2 separate regions of the Homo sapiens genome follow, and region 1 is linked to region 2. Evidence: read pairs that join two places in POLR2A ChIA-PET (ENCODE). Cell type or tissue: OCI-LY7. All regions are shown on one strand.

Evidence for each region. Peaks named below come from ENCODE experiments on the same cell type or tissue, not always from the same donor. Only the 100,000 strongest peaks of a DNase experiment are listed, where the experiment ranks them.
Region 1: POLR2A ChIA-PET joins it to region 2 with 10 read pairs; 3 of 35 experiments call an interaction of 5 or more read pairs at or near these places.

What each region holds. Positions count from the first base shown.
Region 1 is chr1:174,165,984-174,170,983 of GRCh38, reverse strand. The region is part of intron 1 of RABGAP1L (RAB GTPase activating protein 1 like); the gene reads right to left. Among named protein-coding and RNA genes, the nearest start is that of RABGAP1L, 9.0 kb to the right of the region's middle. In OCI-LY7, no CTCF peak of the experiment used is centred here; no DNase peak of the experiment used is centred here; H3K4me3 peaks cover 1,790 bases; H3K27ac peaks cover 1,278 bases.
Region 2 is chr1:174,960,823-174,965,822 of GRCh38, reverse strand. All of the region lies in intron 20 of RABGAP1L (RAB GTPase activating protein 1 like), which reads right to left. Among named protein-coding and RNA genes, the nearest start is that of RABGAP1L-AS1, 9.1 kb to the right of the region's middle. In OCI-LY7, no CTCF peak of the experiment used is centred here; DNase peaks (open chromatin) are centred at 62, 542, 1,182 and 2,112; H3K4me3 peaks cover 2,647 bases; H3K27ac peaks cover 4,140 bases.

The DNA of each region.
Region 1 (5,000 bases), 790 kb after region 2:
TATTCATCTGTTCAACTTATTTTATAGCATTACTGATTACAAACAAATATGTGTACAAGATTTCAAAGATTTCTTTGGTGTCTCAAATATTATCCAATAAAATGAATACACCAGAGACATCTGTGTGTTCTTTTGTACATCTTATCTTTTTTGATTCTCATAACTATCCTATGAAATGTGCAAAACAAGTACCATCCCATTTAAAGATTGTCAATACAGAGTAGTAGTAGAGAGTCACTGTGAGACAGATTTAGAAGCAAGAGATAACTGCCTCTCACAAGCTACGTGATTTTTTTTTTTTTTTTTTTTTTTGAAACAGCGTCTCACTCTGTCCAGGCTGGAGTGCAGTGGCGCAATCTCGGCTCACTGCAACCTCAGCCTCCCTGGTTCAAGCGATTCTCCTACCTCAGCCTCCCGAGCAGCTGGGATTACAGGCACATGCCACCACGCCTGGTTAATTTTTGTATTTTTAGTAGAGATGGGGTTTCACCATGTGGCCAGGATGGTCTCAATCTCCTGACCTCGTGATCTGCCCGCCTCGGACTTCCAAAGTGCTGGGATTACAGGCATGAGCCACGGCGCCTGGCTATGTGATCTTAGGTAAGTTACTGAAGTTCTCTAATCCTGCTTCCTCACCTGCAAACTGGAGATGATATTATAATCGTTCCTACCTCATATGGTTACTGTGAAGATTAGCGAGATAATGTACATTTTCTTATGTAATAACTACCCCATGTAAACACTCAATATTAGCTCATGGTTAATGTGCAAAGAGGAGAAAGAAGTTGTGTCTAAATTACTTATTCTCTCTGAATTTCACAGCAGCACTAGATCAAGAATTAAGGTTCTATGTTCTATCTACACTGTCTCCCACAAAACCAAAAATGTTTGTAGTTACTTGCATTTTAAGTATTTTTTTCCACCCTTGGATAACTGATAAAAATGTCTAAAAGCTACTATTATCCTCCTCTAAGTGAAATTCCCAAAAGTTGAAAAATTGTGCAGGGTTTAGTGGCTCACATCTGTAATTCCAATGCTTGGAAGGGCTGAGGCAGGAGGATTGCTTAAACCCAGGAGTCTGAGACCTGCCTGGGCAACATAGGGAGACTCCCATTTAAAAAATTAGCAGAGTGTGGTGGGTACAGTCCTATAGTCCCACCAGCTACTCCTGAGACGAAGGTTGGAGAATCGCTTTGAGACCAGAAGTTTGAGGCTGCAATGAGCTATGACCGTGCCACTGCACTCCAGCCTGGGCAACAGAGAGATACCCTGTCTCCAAAACATGAAAAAAAGGAAAAATTGTTAAAGGTCTGTCTTTAGAAAAGTAAATACTCAGTGGAACATAATGAAGTTACCATGCAACACAATGAAATTTATATTCAAAATAGGAAGTATTAGATTAACTGATAAACTGGTTTCTCTTTCCTACTATTACTAGATTATCTTTTAAAAAAACTTTATCTGGGCCAGGCACAGTCACTCACGCCTGTAATCCCAGCACTTTGGGAGGCCAAGGCTGGCAGATCACGAGTTCAGGAGTTTGAGACCAGCCTGGCCAACATAGTGAAAATACTACTAAAAATACAACAATTAACCAGACATGATGGCACGTGCCTGTGGTCCCAGCTACTCAGGAGGCTGAGGCAGGAGAATTGCTTGAACCTGGGAGGCAGAGGTCAGAGGCTGCAGTGAGCCAAGATCATGCCACTGCACTCCAGCCTGGGCGACAGAGCAAGACTCCGTGTCAAAAAAAAAAAACACCTTTATATTTTCAAATGGTAGGGATGGCTAATTTATTGTGTGTGATACCAACTGCAACAGGAGAAACCTGTTTCATCTATCAAAGCTATTGATAATGTTGACAAGAACTATAAAATGCATGTCAGAATGTTTTTTAACTTAAGAGGCCTACATTATCATATGTAAAATAACTCAGAAACAGAAAGTCAAATGCCGCATGTTCTCACTTATATGTGACAGCTAAACAATGGGTACACATGGACATACAGAATGGTGGATATTCAGGTGATGGGTATACTAAAAGCCCAGACTTCACCACATCTATACATGTAAGAATCTATACATGTAAGAAATCTGCACTTGTACCCCATAAATATTTTTTTAACTTTTAATTTTTTAAACTTAAGAGGCCTAGCCTCAGTGAAAATTTAAGCTGCATAATTCATGCTGAAAAATTTTCTATGTTCATTAGTGTTGGCAAAAAGGTCACCCTAGGATTTGAATAACAGTAATATTTAATTTCATTTCCCCATTAACTTTGCCAGGAATCTCACACTAGTGTTAAGGTAACTTCTAGAATACAGAAGGAAAAAAGGAATGGAGAGAAGAAGACATTAACTGAATTACCATTCAATACCAACTTGATCATGCAACTTGGTAATAGATCTTTGCGCAGACAACAGCAAATCAAAACATTAGTCCAAATATGACCACTGACTTCAGGGCAAATATGAGAGATTTAAAATGAAAGAATACAGTTCATGAGATTTAAAAAAAAATGGAAAAAAGCAATAATAAATGAATGAGGTCTGGTGATAAAACAGCTGCTCAATAACAAAATTATTCTAAAACAACTTCAGAAACCCTACTGTCTGCCAATATATATATAACCTCCCTTCAATGGTTGATTTTTCAATGGTCAATTTTTCACTAAAGTAGTATACTCTATTCAATTTTTTTTTTTTTTTTTTTTTTTTTTGAGACCGAGTCTCACTCTGTAGCTCAGGCTGGAGTGCAGTGGCACGATCTTGGCTCACTGCAACCTCCATCTCCCAGGTTCAAGGGATTCTTGTGCCTCAGCCTCCCAAGTAGCTGGGACTACAGGCACACACCACCACATTCGGCTAATTTTTGTATTTTTAGCAGAGGTGGGGTTTCACCATCTTGGCCAGGCTAGGCTCAAACTCCTAGCCTCAAGTGATCTGCCTGCCTTGGCCTCCTAAAGTGCTGGGATTACAGGTGTGGGCCACCACCCCCGGCCATCAATGTATGCAAGATAAATTGACTACAGAAAAATAAACTATTCAAAGAAACACCTAATAACCATTCTAACAACTATTCCTTTATACAATGCTCTCAGCAAAAGGCCTCACAATGACAATTACGACATCTTGAAGCACAGAAAACACTCCATGTAGTTTATAAAAAAAACTAGTGATATGTGTCTCTTAAACCTTCATAACTCAAAACCACAGGTTTGTATTTTTTCTAAAAATAATATTTATTTGCATCACTTGTAGTAGAAGTCTGATTCTTAAAGTCTTCTAATTTTGCTTACTGCTAATAATGAGAATGGTAAACGGGTGTATGTGTGGGGTAAAGGAGAAGTTGAGAAATTCCTCACTGGTATATGAATGAATTCCATACTTGCCTTTTAAAATGTGCTCCTTTCTTGAAATTGGGCATACAAAAACTCCCTTTGGGTTTGCATTACTTTCATATTTGTGAATACTCACATGGTAGTCTTCAAAGAGCTAGAACACTTGTTTTCAACCATTTGCCAGGTGGGTGTATTTTCACCACAAATTCCAAGAACTAATGATATGTAAATATATATGTATGTATGTCTACACATACATATATGCACACTATGTGTATGCGTGTATATCTTTACAAATGTTTACATAATTTAATTAAGGGCACCATCATTATACTTTTTACCACACACACAAAAAAAATGGTGGCAGAAAATCTGGAAAGATTCTAATAACCTCAATTCGTGAAAACTAACATGCCTCAAAAAAGAGGGGGAAAAAACTTTAACAGAAACACTGTGCTGACATGATTAGCTTTATCATTTAACTGGTGTGAGGCATCTGGGCCATGCCATATTTGAACTCTTATCGTGGTGTTTGGGGTGTGCTATATTGTGGAACAGGTCACATGAAACTGCTGACACCTTCTAAAATGGTAGGACAACATTTACATATTAGGAGCTTACATAACTGAAGAAAATCGTGTGGCAATGACACAATTCATATTTATTTTAGAACCACGGCTCATCTCAAAAACTCTTTATCAACTATCCAGAAGTAGCCCAGCTTTTTACCAACCAAGTAGTTATTTACTATAGCAACTTCTTTACCAACATTTCCAAAATTTTCCACACACTTCCATGATGAGCTATTAAGCAGTCTCTGTATGTGTTGTTACCTGGGCAACACTCTAAGAAGGCTTTTACCTTTACAGAACTGGTGGGTCAAAGAGAAGCAAGGCTTCTTCAAATCGACTACACACTATTTAATTAGAAGCAGTAAGTGTGAAATCATCAGCAGACAGAAAAGCTTGAGAACTGCCACCAGTACTTCAACTTGATTAACAGACACAACTTACTGGCATTTATACCTTCATTTCTAGCTACCCAATTCCCCTGTGAAACAAGGCAAGTTCCATCCAAGACTTCAAAACATCTTCAGTCATACAGGCTGTCAAAGACATAAATGCTGAAATCTAAGAAAATTCTTGGAATAAAGAAGCCATCAATTCCTTACAAGTGGATTTTGTATAAAATACCCTGCTTTGCTGCCCTAAATTCTAAAAGCTACTCAGCTTAGCTGCAGATCTGTATAAACTACCCTTCTGCCTGAACTAAACCTGCCTCCAAAAATTAAGATCCAGTCATTTAGAAATCACATTTTAGAAGGCCCTTGTAAAGACTTTCAAAACTGCTTCCTGTTCTACTACAGCCAATTTGACGCTAATGAAGAAAAACAAAAAACAAACAAAAAAAAAACACTGTCTCTCCTTACAAATAAAATATTTTTCACTTTCCAACACTTTTAGGATTGGTAAACTCAAGGTTGCTTCTCTAACACTAATAATTTTTCCCTTCAGCTTCTACTCTAAGGATACTTATGTGCTCTCTGGATCATATTTTAATCATAACATATAAATCCTGTTCAATGTTAAGAAGTACTAGATTACTCCAGAGTCAAAAATGAAAGATAAACTGAAAAGCAGAAAGGAAAACTGGCATTCTA
Region 2 (5,000 bases):
TACTGGCTTTTGCTTTAGCAAGAAGCTTCAATTTAGTGTCTGCAAAGCAAGCAGCACAGTGGGAAGTGTCAGACTCCTGCTCTGCACTCACAGACAAGTGGGAAAGCAAGCTACGGGGCCAAAAATGCAGTATCATCCTCCAAAGTATGAACCCAGGGTGAGTGCTACTGAGCACTACAGTGAGACCCTGCTACTGAGATGGAGATTTTCTACAAAGAACTTGCCCACACTTACCTACTGAGGGCTAAACAGAGCTTATATTAACGTGGCTGTCTTTTACAGTTCTTCTCAAGGAGCCAAAACTGTTTTCAATACTGACCAATTCTAGAAAAAGTTTGCCTGTATACTAGAATGGAGAAGAGAGTTTGGTTTTGATGGTCTTGGAAAAGGCAGTAACCCTGCTTGGTTCATTTTGAAATGTTGACAAGGGTTGCCCATGGAAGACAGACTTAAAGTCAGCCCCAATAACCTCAGTCAGCCCAGAGAAATTCACATGCTGTAAGTTTGCACAAGCAGATGTGCTAAATGCTCAAAGCCTGTAAACAAAACAGGCAAACTGGCTCCCTCTTGCCTTTCAGAAAAGATTACAGGAGACACTGCTTACATAACTCTTAAAACTCACATCACACTGTCTGAAACATATACTCCCCATCTCACACAACTGACACCGTTTGAACAAAAAGCAGATAACAACTGTCCTCATAGTTTCACCCCTTATGGATAGGAGATGTACAGCTGGGAAAGTTTGGTTAGTAACTTTTGGGAGGAGGATACTGCATTTTTCAAAGAGACAGACACTGATGTTACAGACATACATAGATTAAAAAAAAAACTTACCTCCTCAAAAGTCATAGACCAACTACTGTTTTCAATCATAGGTACAAAGACAATTAAAAAAAAAGAATATCCAATGAAATTGAACACCTACTAAAATATTTATGAAATGGCAATAACAAAAACAGACACTTCTTAATGCTCTTTTGCTTTTCCTTTGAGTGTCATATAACTCTAAGTTCTCTCTGTGACCGCAAACATTCAATGGAACAAAGATACTTGAGGTAGCCAGTGGGCAAGTCTCAACTCAGGAAGACTCATATCTTCAAACTCCTCCCTCTCCACATTGCTGTTTACAGTTTGCATGAATGACTAAAATGCTGTATGTGGGACTATTAAGGAACTACGGTGTGAGGTGTTGATACTGTGTTGTTAAAGCTGGGTGGAAGGAACTTCCTTATATGACAAGGTCAGAAATCTTGCAAAATAGTTCATCTTCAGACAAAAGAATGAAATTGCTGGGCAGGGCAATGCAAAAGAAAAATGGATCCTGGATCTCATGTGTACCTGGGGGCTGAAGTCTGGGTGAAGCGGTTCAAGGGATTGTGAACGTCATTTATTTCAAGATGAGAAACCAGAGAAATGTGAACTGTTAATTAAAAGTAAAGAAACTAAGCTTTAAAGGAAAAAATGACGAGGAGGGAGGCGGCTTTATAAACCCTAGCTCAATATTTTGGGTGTTGTCTGCTGCTATGATGAATTCTTGGCACATGCTTTTAAAGACTTTTAAGGGTCAGGAGAAAATGTTTTCCTAAAAGACTCAGTGCAAATTTATTAGCAACAACACACTCAACTCTCACATATTTTCTTTTGGATACCTCTTTTAAAAGAGTTGACAGCTATCATATTCAAGTTTTCAAATGCCTACAGATAAAATGTTTAAATATCTATGTTGTCCATAATGAAGATCTGAGAAAGAAAATATGGATATTTGAAGGTTTTGTGCTTCCCTCCTTTACTCATCACATCCAATTTTATCTTTGTAGTGGAAAATTTCAAATTTTTAAATGTCAAACTAAAAACAAAATCTTGTCAGTGATAAATGACAGCTGGCCAAACAGACTGCATTTCTTTCAGCGCTTAAAAAACTATCTTAGGTTATACTCTTGCACAGGGGTCAGCAAACTTCTAGTGTAAATTGCCAGAAAGTAACTATATTAGGCTTTGCAGGTCGCATGGTCTATGTTGAAATTTCTCAACTCTACAAATGTCATACAAAACCAGCCATACACTATAAATAAATAAACAGGTGTGGTTGTGTTCCAATAAAACTTGGTTTACAAAAACTGGCAGTGAGCCAGATTTGGCCTATAAACCACAGTCTGCAGATCCTTGCTCTACTCTAGTACACAAATCAAATTTTCAAAAAGCAGATGCATTCTAGATGATATAGAAACATATTAGTGTCAGGTAATTTTCTCAGTAATACTTAAACAGAAAAGAAAACTTTCTAAAAATTAATGAAAGTTTCTTGAAAACTCTGAAGATCACCAGTAAACATACTAGAAATTCTTAGTGTTCCTAAAGCATATTCTTCCCCCAAGGGTTAAGTATAAGGGACTCTAGCAGACCAGCATTGTTAGAAATCGCCCACTCCTTATTAGCTATATTGCTTGAGAAGCCAAAAGGATTTAGTTTTGCATCTTCACCATCCTATAACAATGAACTCTCTGGATTATCCAAGCTCAAAGAGAAAGTGGAAGACTTCTGAAGTTTATCATTAAGTTATCATAGGCATATATAAACCATCCTTGTGTCTATTACTATTCCTTAAAAGCACATTATTTCATAACATACTATTTCCAAAAGCCAACACAGTTTTTGGGATATGAAAAAATAATAAAATGTAAGTTTATTTGCTATGGCAGAAAAAAAATTTTTTTTTTTTTTGAGACGGAGTCTTGCTCTGTCACCCAGGCAGGAGTCCAGTGGCACGATCTCTGCCCACTGCAACCTCTGCCTCCCAGGTTCAAGAGGTTCTCCTGCCTCAGCCTACTGAGTAGCTGGGACTACAGGTTATGTGCCACCACACCCAGCTAATTTTTGTATTTTTAGTAGAGACAGGGTTTTACCATGTTGGCCAGGTTGGTCTTGAACTCCTGACCTCAAGTGATCCACCTGCCTTGGCCTCCCAAAGTGCTGGGATTACAGGTGTGAGCCACCACACCCAGCCAGAAAAACATTTTTCAAAGATGGATTCACTTATCTTGACTCCCCTGAGTAAGAAAGGGTCCAACAGTTTTTTTAAAAAGTCTACTCCCTCTTTTTTATAGGTAAGAAATGTATACTAATTTAAACTTTTATTTGTCAAGTTTAAAAGAAATGTGAAAATTACTCTAAACTATTGCATTAGATATTTAAGGATGGCAAAAAAGTACAATTAAGCTTTATTTCAAATATTTCATTTGTATTATTTTTACTATGCATAATAGCTTAATTTGAAATTACATGTAGGAGCAATTGCTCTACAAAAACCAGTATGTGCAAGAAAAAACTCTGTGGAAACATAGAGGAATCATTTTCTTTGTTTAAATTACATTTTGATTTTAAAAATTACTTTGTTTAATCTCAAGAATGAGGTTAAACATTCTAAATTTAATTGTACTGAACATGGATAAGACACTTCAATTAGAAATTATGTATTTATAATAATGTCTGTGTCCCAAACCCAAGAGAGTTTAAGCATTCCAGATTCTTTTAGTATTTTCCCATCTAGAACAGGTAACCTTTATTATGCTTTGGGAGATTCACTGAATTTAATTAACTAGCTGTGTGTGTGTGTGGGGGGGGGGTGTATTTTTATTTTTATTTTTTGAGACGGAGTCTCACTCTGTCGCCCAGGCTGGAGCGCAGTGGCGTGATCCTGGCTCACTGTAAACTCCGCCTCTTGGGTTCACACCATTCTCCTGCCTCAGCCTCCCAAGTAGCTGGGACTACAGGTGCCCACCACCACGCCTGGCTAATTTTTTTTTATATTTTTATTTATTTATTTTTTAGTAGAGATGGGGTTTCACCATGTTAGCCAGGATGGTCTCGATTCTCCTGACCTTGTGATCTGCCCACCTCTGCCTCCCAAAGTGCTGGGATTACAGGCGTGAGCTGCTGCACCTGGTCGTTTCTTTTTTTTTTTTTTTTTTTTTTTTGAGACAGAGTCTGGCTCTATTGCCCACGCTGGAGTGCAGTGGCATGATCTTGGCTCACTGCAACCTCCCCCTCCCAGGCTCAAGCGATTCTCATGCCTCAGCCTCTCGAGTAGCTGGGACTACAGGTGCTTGCCAGCACACCCAGCTAATTTTTATATTTTTTAGTAGAAGCAGCATTTCACCATGTTGGCCAGGCTGGTCTGGAACTCCTGACCTCAAGTGATCCACCCACCTCGGCCTCCCAAAGTGCTGGGATTACAGGCAAGAGCCACCATGCCCGGCCAATTAGCTGTGTTTTTAAGCCTTAACTCACATTTGTGCAAATAGTTATTTAATTAAACCAGAAAAGCATATCGTTCTCCAAAGGTAGATGAAGGCTACAGATCTCCAAAAAGTACCAGCAACTGATACCATCACTAGAAAACTTTCCTCACAACAGAAACAATTCATCTCTTTAAGATAGAAAGTATTTTAATTTCTGAAATTGGTAACTTTGCTTATTAAGGGCTTAGTTACTAGTTTCTAAAATATACTAAAACAGCTACACATATTGATAAATGTGTGTCTTCTGGGAACCTGTATAAAAATGAAAACATGCTTATTCTACAGTCAAATCTTTATCCTAATTTCACTTCATTAGAAATCAATCACTAAATTTACAAACCAAAATGTTAGAGTAGACAAAGAATTTTACACAAACCTGGTCAGGTGCAAGTTAAGAAAGAGGATAAAAGAGATTTGAAATAAACATTCTACATTGTTCTTTCAAAAAAGTTTCCTTTCTGTCTCTTGGAATCTAGTCATGAAGAAAAACAGAAAGAGTAAAGGCTATAAAGCAGTCATTATGGTGTTCACTGAGTTTAAAATATAAACTGATGCCAAGACCAGGTAGCACAGGCAGTGCATATATGTGTGTGTATTACCTACTTATATATGTTTATATGTGTGTATACATATAATGTACAACATATGTTCTACCTGGAAATTAATGGGCATCACTAAAAATTAATGTACCACCCACTG